Linked DNA regions of Mus musculus: region 1 is linked to region 2. The links are chromatin contacts, found by Hi-C or POLR2A ChIA-PET in ENCODE. All regions are on one chromosome and are shown on one strand. The core of a region is the stretch at or near the end of the contact, and the rest is flanking DNA. Distances in the headings are between cores, read along the strand shown. Region 1 overlaps Tcf7l1 (transcription factor 7 like 1 (T cell specific, HMG box)). Region 2 holds the start of Tcf7l1 (transcription factor 7 like 1 (T cell specific, HMG box)).

Region 1 (6,808 bases), core at 3,648-6,147, 98 kb before region 2:
CTCTTACACTGAGAAACTGGGTTACCTGGCTTTACACCCTGCTATGCACAGCATGCACCATCAACCAGTGGTCTGAGCATCTCGTAAGTGGTTAAGAGCACAGGCTGTTCTTCCAGAGGACCAAGATCCAATTCTCAACACCTCCATAGCAGCTCACAACTGTCTGTAAATAGTCCCAGAGAATCTGAAACTGAACTAGGCACGCATTACAAAGTGCACAGACATATATGCTGTCAAAACACCCATATACACATAAGCAGATGGATAGATAGATAGATAGATAGATAGATAGATAGATAGATAGAAAGAAATGGGAGGGGTGGAAATTGAGGCTCCAATCTGCAATTCCTTGAGCAACCTCCCATGCAACCAAGCACTGAGAAGCACTTCCAGATAACCAAGAGATGTCACCACTAACCTAAGAGGTTTCCTAAGGTCACATTGGGATACACCTGCCTTACACATTGTTGGGAAGAAGTGAACAGGCTCTCTAAATCACAAGATGTCTAGTGACTTATAAATATATAACTAGTCTTGATTTGAAAATAAGTCACTGGAAGAGCCTGATTGTTACATGTTAGGTTTTCAAATTGTTTTGCTTTGTTTGGTCTCATTAGATAGCCCTGACTGTCCTGCAACGTTCTAGAGCAGGCTGGCCTTAAATTCACCGAAATCTGTGCACCGTGTGCTGTGGTCACAGGTGTATACCACCACCCCAGTTTGTTTTTTAGAGAAGGCTTTCATATAGCCCAGGTTGGTCTTGAACTCTTGATTCTCTTGCTTCTACTTTCCAAGTGCTGGAATTATAGGTTTATAGCACCACACCTGCCCCCCCCCCCCCCGCCAATTACATGTTATTTGACCTCAGTAAGACTTATTCTTTTTCTTTTAAATGTGTGAATGCATGTGCATGCGTGCCACGGTGCACGTGTGGAGGCCAAAGGACAACTTTGAGGGGTCATTTCTTTCTCAGGTCATCAGGCCTGCTTAGCAGGCACCTTCAGCTCTGGCTGAGAGCTAACAGAACCACATATTTCTCACCACAAAGCATCCTTTCATTTCCACGTTAAGGACTGGCGATCTCTTAAATGCCCACGGGATGTTTGAATAACCTGCATAGCTACAGTTAGAATCTCAGCATCTGGGGAAGTCACCGCAAAACCCCCCACATATAAATATGGTGATTTTAATAACAAATAACACATTTGGAGACTGGGATAAGTATGCTGGCAGAGGGAGCCACCGAAGATGTTAATTTGCATGTTGACAAAGGAATCGAATCCAGCTGCAGCATTCATGCCTGACTCTGTGGGGCCACAGGACACATGGACAACTTCATCATGGGCATGCTCTACATTTAAAGCTTATTTTTAAACCCTCAAAATTTTGGCAAAAAACCCTCAGATTCTACTGAAGAATGGATTTGATTGTTCTGTGAATCCTAAAACAGTGTGAGTAGAAAAAAAAAGTCCATGTAGGTTTTACAAATTAAATAAAAATGTCTAAATCAATTAGAAGCAAACTTTCTTAAAATACTCACCTGGGGGCAGAACCCAACCTCCCCCCGCCCCACAACTGTTGTAGAAGGCTTTGGGAACTTAAGGAATAGGTGCTAGTATAACTCAGTATAACTGTCTATCGCTTTCTGATTTTTCTAGATTTGTCTGAGCGTTTAAAGTGAAATGTGAAAATTGTGTTAGATGACCAAAAAAAAAAAAGAGGATGAATCTAAACTCACTGTGGTGATACATGTCTATAATCTAAACACTGGGAGGTTGAGGCAGGAGGGCTGCAAGTTCAAGGGCAACTTCTATCAATTGTGAGGCTTTGTCTCAAAAAACAAAACAAGATCCAGTATTGTAGTGCATGTCTTTAACCCCAGTTCTCAAAAGGCAGTGTCGGAGCTCTGTGAGTTCAAGGCTGATCTGTCCTAGTTAATGAGACATTGCTTCAGAAAACAAGACTCTGAGCTGGAGAGATCCCTCAGGGGTCAAAGCACTGGCTGCACCCACAGATTCAAGTTCCAACATCTACATGGTAGGTTATACTGCCTGTAAGTAACTCCAGTTCCAGAGGATTCAACACCCTCTTCTGGCCTCTGGGAACCAGGCATACGTGTGGTACACAGACATACGCATATAATATTCATAATAGACTAAACTTCTGATGTGACCTTATATGAATGACTATATTTGTGTATAGGTAGATTTTTCTTTTTGAAACCAGAACATTTATGTTATGACTGATTGAGATCCTCAAGATGAACTGGATGCTGCAACAGCTGCCCTCTTGGGTTTAGGTGTTGTTCCTTCCATGGAATCCACGTCTGAATCTGTGATAAACAATTTTTAGGTGCCTCATCTGACCAGTCCTGGTAGTATTTCACCTCTTAGCCTTGGCACTCCAGTTATATTTGCCACAGGTCAACTTCTGAAGGTGGTAGGCCTTGGAGCCACAGTGGCGGCACAGTGTGTGCATCTCATTGCGACGTTTTCCAAAGGATGAAGTTCCTTTTGCCATCTTACTTCTACCGGTGAGGCCAAAGAGACAGGAAGAGGTATGGGTAGATTTTCGTAGTAACAGTGACCATCATAATCACAACAGGCTATGTACTGGTTTGGACATCTCAGTTTGTTATTCTGATAAGCTTGAACTCTGTTCTGCTTTCCTTTCTGACAAATACCATGACCAAAAGCAAATTGGTGAAGGAGAGGGTCCACTGCCATGTCACAGACCATCACTGAAGGAACCCAGGGCAGGAACCTGAAGCAGAAGCCATGGAGGACCACAGCTTGCGTTTCACTCCCTGGTTCTCTTAGGTTCAAGATCCGCTAGTTTCCTTAGAAGGCCCAGGGCCTTCTATTGACAAATGGCTCTGTGCATGGTGAGCTGGGCTCTTCTACATCTCTTAGGACAGGTAAGACAATGCTGCACCCAGACCAACCTGGTAAAGATGGCTATTCACGAGGGGCTTTCTGAGTGGTTCTAAGCTGCGTCCAGTTGAGGCCTGTTGCTAACTAGAACAGTTCAATGTCTTCCCCAATATGGATGGAGTCTGCTGATCCATTTATGAAATAAATACTCCCTCAAACATTTCTGAACACAGAAGGGGCCTCTGGTACGCATACCAACTCAGTAGGGTAGTTAAATAGGACCTGGTAATAAAAGTGACGGCTTGTTTCATTTTTGAAGGAAATAGCCACCAAACCCCTCCAGCTCAAATAGGATGTATTTAGTCACCACATTTGTCAACCCTTCAGTGCAGCTCCATGTTTATCCCTGAACTCGGGGGATAGGGACAGTGTACTGGACAGTGGCAGGATAGCCATGTCCCTATCCCCCGAGTTCATGAGATAAAGGGAACTGTTTTGAGGGTTCCAATTCTTGGGAGCCCCGAGGATTGCAGTTCTACCAGCTTCCATGGCTAATGTGTTAGTAATAAACGAGAGGGTATGGGTGTGGTTGCCCTTATCAAAGAGACTACTTCCTCTGCCTCGACCTTGAACAGCTAGGTATAGAAGACAGGAAACCTCGGGTCTACTCAATAGGAGTGTCCATACCAGCTGCACTCTTAATATTCTTAAAATTATGGGCAGATTTAATGAGACAATGGGTGTGAGTCTCATGTGTGCCCATCTGGACTATGTAGGTAAGGCTGTGTGTGTGGTGTGGTGTGTGTGTGTGTGTGTGTGTGTGTGTGTGTGTGTGTGTGTGTGTGTGTGAGTTCTGGGCCATCACAGATGGTGTGGTTGCCCTTGTGCTTGCCTCCTTAGCTCTCCAACAAGCTTGCCTTTGTGGCTTGTTTGGTTTTGAGGTAGGGTCTCACTATGTAGCTCTAGCTGGTCTGAAATTCACTGTGTTGAATAGGCTGGCCTCAAACTCCTACAGATCTGCCCTCTCTCTCCAGAGTGCTGGGATTAGAGGCGAGAGCCAGCTCTTGCCTTTATAAAGCAGTAGACTCTGTTGTAATCATATTGAGTTTTTGTTTGAAGGCAGCTGAAGTCTCCTTAGGTCTGAATGCTTAGGAGACACTGGAAGCTAAGACAACCCCCCATACACACACACACACACACACACACACTTGAGTTACAGATGTCAGGTTTTTCCTGGTGCAAGAGTAAGTCACATCTGGAGGCCAGATCTATGCTACCACTGGTGGCAGTAAATAACCATGTGATGTGAAGTCCACCCTGGGTGCCATCCTATCCGAATCCAGAAGAAACAGCAGAGACCTTCTGCTGGTGGCTTCCATTTGACCACAACCCTTGAGAGGATGGGTATTCACTGGCCCATAAATAGATCCTTGGGCCTAATGCTGTAACGTGAAATTCACCATATGGTTCTTTTCCAGTTTTCTCATTTGCACTGTAGCCTGCCAGAAGCCGTTTAGTCAACTTACACCCTTCCCCCAAATGGAAGTGGGGATGGTGTGACGCCTGGCATAGAAACTCGACTCCAGCCCTTCACCCCCAGAAGAGAAGCTCGAAGCTCCTAGGGCCTGCAGCCCTATGCCAGTGGTGGACCATAGCCAGCCTGCCTGCGAGCCATGGGAACCTGAACCTGAACCAGGGACTACACTGGTGTCTCTAGATCAAGTTTCGGGTGTGCTGGGACTTTGGGAAAGCATGCGTCTCTGCTCCCAGTTGTCCTGGAACACTAAGTCCGTCTTTTGTGGAGCAATGGCCTGCTTTTGCCACAACACTGTCCCAGCTGAAGTCTCCTTCTGCAGCTTCTGACTCGGGTTCTTTTTCCTTTTCGCCATACTCCTGGAAGCCAAGGAAGGGGTCCAGTCCCCAGCGCGCGCTGACTATTCAGTCAGCCCCGATCGGCAGTTCTCATTCTTTCTTCTAGCAGGAGTGAAGGCTGAGATGCCCGCCAGGCAACTTTGCCTTTTTTCTTCTCTCATTCCCCTGGGATCTGCTGCTCGGGGCTCGTGGTTTCCTGGTAGCTTCTTCACTTTCCTCACCGGATGCCCCCAAAGCATCTCAATCACGCCTGACCATTTCCTCAGGACTCAGATTCTTCTACTGCCTTTCCTACTTCCGGCAATGGCTCCTCCTTCCTTCCTGTTGCCAGGCAACATTCCTGACTCTTCCTTCTCAGGCCCTCTGTGCTTATCTGCCCGCAAGTCCTGTAGCCCTCTCCCTTCTAAACAAACCTCTAATCTGACTTTTACCTAGCTTCTATTCTACACATCCGCATTTCTATCGCACTGTCCACGACTACCTGGGGTTTCCACCTCGGTTCCTTTCTGCCTGTTTCCCCGCTGTCGAGAGCTCCAGTGAGGGTCAGTGCACATCACTTCTTTACACAAGAGCCCCCACACCACCCTGTCCATCTCACCACGAGGAAGCCAGAGTCTAGCGTGCTCTGTAAGAGAGAGTCCCTTGAGTGGCCTCCTGTCCATCTTTTCTGATTGCACCTTCTTTAGCGCCACCACCAAGCCCACACACTCTGCTCCTTGCTACTCAATCTGCCTGTCATTAGCCCACCTCAGGGTGTTTGTGCTTTGCCTGGAGTGCCTTTCTGCTATGAGTCTATATAGCTTGTTCCTTTTCATCTTTATGAAAAATCACTTTCAACAACACCTTTGAGAACTATGCATTGAGTGAATGAACAAATTAAACTTTCCCCTGAACTTTCATTGGTGACTGGAACTTCACAATGTGCTTGGTTGCTGTTGAGTTGGGTTCTTTTTGGTTTTGTGTTGTTTTTAAGAAGTGTGTGTGTGTGTGTGTGTGTGTGTGTGTGTGTGTGTGCGCGCGCGCGCGTGTGCGCACATCTGCCACCTCTAGGGATCGAGATTCACACTGTGGTCTGTAATCGGCAGCAATGTCTCTCAAAACTCATTTAACAAGGGTACAGAAACACATGTAACAGGAAATATGCATCTGGCTCCTTAGGACACTCCGTGCGTATGAAAAGCGATACACTATATATCTAGTGACTCATCAAGTGTGGCATCAGCACCTCAGTCTTTATCCAGAACCAGCACCCGGCCTTTCAGATGGCCACTCCCATGCCTTGGGCTCACCTCTGGCCAAGTAGCTTCTCTCACACTCCAGCTCTCCCCTCCTGGACCTCTTCTCTCCTTTTCCAGGTTCTCTGATGGTATTCAGACCCAGATTATTTCAAAACACTCGGTCCTCTGTGAATAACGTGTAAACATTGCTTTCCCACGCAGAGCTGCTGGGCACACCCCCAGTTCTTCCTTAAACTTTGTACAGAGGGGGAGGTGGGCACTATGTCATACAAGACGCTTCGTGGATAAGGCACCAAAATGAACGCTTTGCAACTCAAAGCCTGGGAGTCCCGGCCACATTACTAAAAAGCTCCCTATCACCTATCTGTAAGCTATAGTAGCTAGGTCTCCTCTGCAGCCTCTGGGTTGATGTGACCTTAAACACTTAAGGTTCTGAGTAGCTGTAACATCTATGCAGTGGTTTCTTTTTTATGTATGTGTTATATAACACTGGGGATTGGACCAAGGGCAATGGGCGCTCTGGGCAAGTGCTCTACCACTGAATTACATATGCTCCAAGCCTAGACTTAGCAGTTTTATTTATTTACTTATTTGTTTTGTGGGTGGGGAGACACCAGCCTCACTATGGAAACCATGCTGGGTTTGAACTTGCAGTATTTCTCCTGCTTCTGCAAACCCCAAGTGCTGCGATTACAAGCATGTGTCACCATGTCCAGTTCTAGAATTAATATTTAAAACTGCAATAAAACTAATTATTAATAACCCGGGGGGAAGGGGGATAGGGGATGACCAGAACTGAATAATACCAACTTTGCTTGGTCACAG
Region 2 (6,812 bases), core at 2,296-4,795:
AAGCCAAATGTCCATACGTAACTCAAAAACACTGCAGCCAGCATCCACTTCGACTTCTGTTTTTGTTATGTCCAGAAATCTAGGACCGCAAAGAAATGGTACCCCCACTTTTATACGTATAGGCCTAAAACAATAAAGCTTACAGGTGGATAATTTAAAAGAGAAACAACAGGACCTAGAAAGCAAAAGACAGGTGGAATCATCTAGTCCAAGAATCTTCTCCCAACCTATCAGCTCCTGTCTTACCCCTCAACTCTCTACTTCACTGGGAAACAGCGGAGGTCCGATCTTGCCCGGATGACCACTTGTGTCCCATGAAAATCATATTAAGTATATTGATATGATCATGGAGAGGAAAATTATCATTTCAACCATATAGTCCAAACAAGTGCTTAAATGGGTCCTAAGCTGCTCTGCTTACTGGCCATGCATAGTCAAACTAGAAAGAGACTTTCCTGCTACAACAGTGAACTTTGTAACCGAGCAAGGCAGCATGTGAGAAACACCAAACACTGAGAACTTACGATTTTAAGATTTTAAGCCATTCATCGGTGAGATAAGATACAGGCATGGGGGGCTGGTGAGATGGCTCAGTGGGTAAGAGCACCCGACTGTTCTTCCGAAGGTCCAGAGTTCAAATCCCAGCAACCACATGGTGGCTCACAACCATCCATAACAAGATCTGACTCCCTCTTCTGGTGTGTCTGAAGACAGCTACAGTGTACTTACATAAAATAATAAATAAATCTTTAAAAAAAAAAAAAAAGATACAGGCATGGGGATGAGATGGGAGTCAAAGTCCCCAAGCCAGTGGGCTAAGAGGTGAGTGTGGAGAGCCATCGAGATGGCTCTGTGGGTAAAGGCCCTGGCCAGGCAAATCTGATGATCTGAGTTGGATTGCGGGGGACTCACACGGTAGAAGAGAATCCAACTGACTACCAAAGATTGTCTTCTGTCCCCCACGGAGGTACTAACCCTGGCGTAAGCCTCAGATACACCCAAGTGCACACACACACACACACACACACACACACACACAGAGAGGAAAGAAAATGTAAAAACTTAAAAGAAATGAGTGTGTGGAGGAAATCTCCAGTTAAAGGGCTAAGTCGTATTTGGGATGTTTCTGATGACTTTTAACTTCCTAAGACCTGGCTCAGAGCTGACATATATGATAAAAACAGAGAAGATGGCAGGCACTAAAGTGGCTTAACAGACACACGTACAAAGATATGGGAACTCCCTGTACCTGCATGGGCAGGAAAGCTGGGGGTGGTCCCCAACATTGGCACACACCTTCACCTTGAAAGTGCAAAAGCAAAGCCCTAGGCCTATATCCACTTTCAAAAGGACTTCTTGGGGTACCCTGAAGTGGAGCAGGCCCAAAACTGTGAGGGTCTTTCTCCACCCCAGAGCAAAGGCAAGCGGTGTGAGTGTGGTTCTACGCCCTTCTTCCATCCATCAGAACGCAACCCCTAACCCCCAACCCCTAACCAGTGAACAACACCCACACACACACACACACACACACACACACACACACACACACTACACGAACTGTGGAGGCCATCCTGCTCCACCCAGCAAGGGCCCGAAATGACAGCAGGAACGACCCATTCAGCGCCCAGATCTTCCATGGCCACCCTTGAGTATAATCATATTTAAGATGAACTTTTATTCGAGCTCAGTTCCCTCAGGGATGCACTCCTGAGGAGTAGACACGCCAGCAGGGAGAATGAACCAACCAACTCTGGAAAGCTCTGTGCGAGGCAGAGACAACGAGCAAGGCGCCGCACAGCAGGAGGGTGTGCACCCAGGATTTACCATCCAACCCAGCATCAGCATAGGAAACTTGGATGTGGAGTAGCGGCTCGAAGACCAGGCCAACCCCGAACTGCACCCCTCATTTCGCAGGGGAGAGAGGCGGGAGCTCCGAGCTGGAGAGGGGTGAAGGAATCCGCCCTCATTTGCACATTGTCTGGGGCCGGGTCAATTTGCTTAATCACCGCTCTAAATGCCAGGCACACAGCACACAATGCGCTCCCATTAACAGGTTTAAAGTGTCGCAGCGCTCGCTTTAAATGAGAAAAGCCCGCAACAAAAGGGGGAAAAAGCCAAGTAAGAATGCCTTGGGTCGCCCTCCAAACCATCTCAGAGGAGTTTAAAACCCAGAGTTCTGCAGAAAAATTGAGGCCCTGGGGGTGAGGATTGGGGGTGGGTCGTGAATAGTTCACACAAAATAAGGAGTTTGTACAGCTCACAGCAGCCCAGGGAACCCGCAGGTCAGAGGACATCTCAAGTCAGGATCCTCCAGGCCCTTGCCCAACTTTCTCCCTTGCCAAGGGGAAAGCTGACCAATCTCCGGGAAGGAAAGCGAGACACCCCCCCCCCAAACACACACCCCCCACCTCCAAAGGCAGGCACAAATCCAAGTTTTCCTTTGGTAGGAGCAAGGAATTTGGGAGGCTGGGAGGTCCCACCAGGCCGCAATCTCCCAAAGGCGAGAAGTTAAAAGAACTTTACTTTCATCCCGTTACTGGCCAAAAGCAGTCTCATACTAGGCCGCCACAGGGGAGTTTGACTCTGCAAACAAGTTCGGCCCAGGATCAGCTCAGGCAGGAGGCCCCATCCCCCACACCACGGAAAGCCCAGGGGCGCATCCCGCCGGGCCCGACGCCCACCGGTCCCGGCACGGCCGGACTGACACTTACGGTGCGCGCTCCACCAGGAGACAGGGGTCCGTTGGAGAGGTACGGGCTGCTCAGGTCTGGAATCATCAGGAAGGGGTACCCAGGATACGCAGGTCCCTTAAAAAAAGCGCCATCCTGGGGCCTTCTCACTGCGGACAAAACCAAAGTGGAGTGAGGTCAGGGGTCCCCCAGACAGAGTAGCTATCTGGAGCTCGGGGCGGGAATCTGGAACCCGAGCACCCCTCGAGTGAGCCCCAGAGTGGCTGCTGCAGCGATGGGAGGAGAGCAGGGGTTCCGCCACCCGGACCGTGGAGACCCGTACGGCCAATCGCTGATGGCTGGAGAGTGGAGACTGACGGAGAAGGCACTTACCTTCGGCGAAATAGTCGCGCGGCTTCTGGAAAGCGTCCCGGGCGGGCTGCGGGCGCCTCTCCGCCTGTGGAGGAGACACAAAGGCGAGGGCGGGTGAGCGGGAGCGGGACCCGGGTCCCCCAGAGGCTGACCCTAGGAATCCCTTTACCTCGGAGTCCGAGCTACTGCTCTGATTCTCCGATTCGTTGACCAGGGACGACTTGACCTCATCCAGATCCCTCTGCGCCGAAGCGCTGTCGCTGCTCGGCTCTTGCTCTTCGCCCCCCTCGTCCTGGAAGGGGATCAGCTCGTCGTTCGCTCCGAGGTCGTCCCCTCCACTGGTTGCCCCGGCTCCGGAGCCACCGCCTCCCCCGCCGGCGCCGCCACCGCGGCCACCACCGAGCTGGGGCATGGTGGGGCCACGGGCCGGGGCCGCTGCGCTCGGAGCCCCGCGCCCTGCCTGGCCCGGCCCGGCGCCCCTCCCTCCCTCTCGCTGGCCCGGCTCCGATCGTTTGGCCGCTGCGGCGACAAAGTTTTGACAGGGCGTGGCTCTGTGGGAAGCGGGCCCAGCACCGCCCAGCCGGGGCAAGAGACACTCGGCTCCGAATCGTCCCGCAGCACGGAACCTAGGACTCCCAACTAGCCGCCGCCACCGCCGCTGCCTTCTCGGCCCGGGCGTCCCAGCGCCTGGCCCGCCGGGGAGGGGCGATGGGGAAGGAGGGAGGGACCGCCCGGCGGGGCAGGGGGGCCGGAGGGAGGAGCCCCGGCTGCAAGCTGACACCCGCGCCTCTCGGAACCAGGCGAACTGCAGCGCGCGCACGCACACTCGTATTCACACTCGCGTCCTGCTCGCTTGCACCTTCCGGGGCCTACAACTACCCTCCTCGTGCGACCACCCTACCCCTCGAACTTATCCAGATCCCCTCCAGTGAACTCCATGGCTACCCTGGGAAGTCCTTTCTCGCACCCTCCCTCTAAGAGTCTGGCCCGCACTCCTTCACATCCCCTAACTTTCTTTGCAAACAAGCCCCAGAACTCCGCGCGGGTTCCCACTCCGCTCCCACCGCACTGGCAGGCAGCACTGCCCCCTGCGGGACAGCCGAGGACTCGCAGATCCGCCGAGCACAACCACTCAGCCTGCCGAGTACAGGATCCCATCAGCCCTTCTACTCAGCCAGATTTTGTGACACTTTGAAACAAGTTGAGCGGTCTTACATTCCCTTTCCTATGGTATTCCAACGCATTCCTGTCCCCAAACTGTGTTTTTGATCACTTCCTCTTAGTAAGGAACTACTGCAACCTTGAAGATCACGCTTTCTCTCTAAAGCTGGAGAAGAGGTGTGAAATTCAATACTCACTGTCTTGGATTCAGACGGGATTTTAACTGTATTGATTTTAAGAAGAAATTATCACCCAGAACTCCCAAAGCTGATTAGGAAGCTGCCGTGATAGCCCACAAGCACCATAAGCAAATTACCTAACTAGCTTCATAGGTAAAAAACAGACTTGAGAGAGTATCTGGGCGCTAACAAGATGGCTCAGCAGGTACTTACCGTCAAGCCCCATGTCTTCAGTTCCCTGTCCGGTACCCACATGGTGGAAGTAGAGAACAGACACTCGTCCTCTAGCTTCTACGTGTGGACCATGCCATGTGCACTCATTCCCTCACAAGTTAGGTATCATTTAAAAGATGGAGATGGTAGAGCGTGTATTTAGCATTCATGAGGTCCTGTGTTCAATCCTCGGGACTAGATAGACTCATATATCCTCAGTCAGCTGGGGATGGGGGAAGTAACGCCACTTGGAGCCATCCTCCATGGGGACATTGGTGACAACATAAATTTTAAAATCAGTCTAGAACGTCAGTATGAGCATATTTTTTAAATGTTTTAAACACAACTGAAAGCCAGGTATGGTGACCTGTGCTTTTAATCCCAAAACCTGAGAGAGGAAGCAGAGGCCGGTGGATCTCTGTGAGGCTGAGGCCAGCCTGGTCTACACAATGAGGTACAAGACAACTGCTTAGAGAGGCCCCTGTCTTTAAAAGCAAGCAAGCCAGCAAACAAGCAAGCAAGCACAACTTACACATGAGGCTGGACAAAGTTACAGCTTTAAGAAGGGGGTGATGGAGAGAGCTACAGTCCATCTGCATCTTTCTTCCCACAGAACCCACAGCAGGGAACTGGGCAGGTTGAGCCCCGACTTAGGTGGACCAATAATGGGTTTAAAGAAACACCATTAAGACAAAGATTAGTACATATAGCTTTCGGTGTCTCATTTAAAAACATTTTAGGGGTTGGGCAGTGGTGTCACATGACTTTCATCCCAGCACTCAGGAGGCAGAGGCAAGTGGATCCCTGAGTTCAAGGCCAGCCTGGTCTACAGAGTGAGATCCAGGACAGTCAGGGCTACACAGAGAAACCTGTCTCAGAAAACAAAACAAAAACTAGGTGACAGAGGCATGGCAGTGACAGTGATAGCTTAGGGCTAGTCCACTGAGCTCAGAGCTAAGAGTGAGTCTAGAGCCTGAGTTTGGTAGTTGCTGCTCTCCTGTAGCTTATCCCAGACCTCCTCCACCCTTTGGTCAGAGTACCTCAGCACACACCCTCCCTCGTGTTATTATATGGTATTTTGCAGAAGGTTTTTTTTTGTTGTTGTTGTTAAAATAATTGTATAGGAGGAATCTATGGAACTCTTATTTAAAACCCTTTTCCTGTGGTGTATAAACATATGAAGAGCTCATTGTATTAGTTCTCTATGGCCACTGTGATAAATCACTACAAACTTGGTTGCCTAAAAAGAGAAAGATGTTCTTAAAGGACAGTAATCTTTCTATTGTTGTTGAAATACAAATTAGTTTTACTAGATAGAAATTAAGCTGTTGGGGGCTGGAGAGATGGCTCAGTGGTTAAGAGCACCGACTCTTCTTCTTTTTTGTTTTTGTTTTTGTTTTTCGAGACAGGGTTTCTCTGTATAGCCCTGGCTGTCCTGGAACTCACTTTGTAGACCAGGCTGGCCTCTAACTCATTAATCTGCCTGCCTCTGCTTCCCGAGTGCTGGGATTAAAGGCCTGCGCCACCACGCCCGGCCGGACTCTTCTTCCTGAGGTCCTGAGTTCAATTTCCAGCAACCACATGGTGGCTCACAACCATCAATAATGGGATCCGATGCCCTCTTCTGGTGTGTCTGGAGACAGCTACAGTGTACTCACATACATAAAGTAAATAAAATCTTAAAAAAAAAAAAAAAAAAGGGCTGGTGAGATGGCTCAGTGGGTAAGAGCACCCGACTGTTCTTCCGAAGGTCCAGAGTTCAAATCCCAGCAACCACATGGTGGCTCACAGCCATCTGTAACAAGATTTGATGCCCTCTTCTGGAGTGTCTGAAGACAGCTACAGTGTACTTACATATAATATAATAAATAAATAAATCTTTAAAAAAAAAAAAAAAAAAAAAAAAGGGGCTGGAGAGATGGCTCAGAGGTTAAGAGCACTGACTGCTCTTCCAAAGGTCCCGAGTTCAATTCCCAGCAACCACATGGTGGCTCACAACCATCTGTAATAAGATCTGACGCCCTCTTCTGGTGTGTCTGAAGACAGCTACAGTGTACTTACATATAATAAATAAATAAATAAATAAATAAATAAATAAAAAAAAGGAAGGAAGGAAGGGAGGGAGGGAGGGAGGGAGAGAGCAAAAGAAAGAAAGAAAGAAAGAAAGAAAGAAAGAAAGAAAGAAAGAAAGAATTTAAGATGTTGGCAGCTGGGAAGT

Evidence for each region. Hi-C counts contacts between places; a loop is a spot of excess contacts on that map. ChIA-PET counts read pairs that join two places held with the same protein, here RNA polymerase II (POLR2A).
Region 1: a map of gastrocnemius shows a loop between it and region 2 (2.3-fold over the local background). The contact joins the enhancer-like site here to the promoter of Tcf7l1 in region 2. A Hi-C loop is called at or near these places in 1 of 37 maps with a recorded cell type or tissue (gastrocnemius). POLR2A ChIA-PET finds 5 or more read pairs at or near these places in 3 of 5 experiments (Patski and embryonic stem cell).

What each region holds. Positions count from the first base shown.
Region 1 is chr6:72,685,759-72,692,566 of GRCm38, forward strand. The region is part of intron 3 of Tcf7l1 (transcription factor 7 like 1 (T cell specific, HMG box)); the gene reads right to left. Gm31391 (a long non-coding RNA gene) reads left to right here. Exons shown (of 4, transcript XR_003956315.1): 4 at 4,352-6,181. It also overlaps the pseudogene Gm31315. Among named protein-coding and RNA genes, the nearest start is that of Gm31391, 34 kb to the left of the region's middle. Within about 2 kb of position 4,898, at least 1 of the 3 ENCODE cell types and tissues checked has a DNase peak (open chromatin) inside an H3K27ac peak, as active enhancers do.
Region 2 is chr6:72,785,500-72,792,311 of GRCm38, forward strand. Tcf7l1 (transcription factor 7 like 1 (T cell specific, HMG box)) reads right to left here and starts at 3,546. Exons shown (of 12, transcript NM_009332.3): 1 at 3,211-3,546; 2 at 3,063-3,126; 3 at 2,712-2,839. The coding sequence starts at 3,453.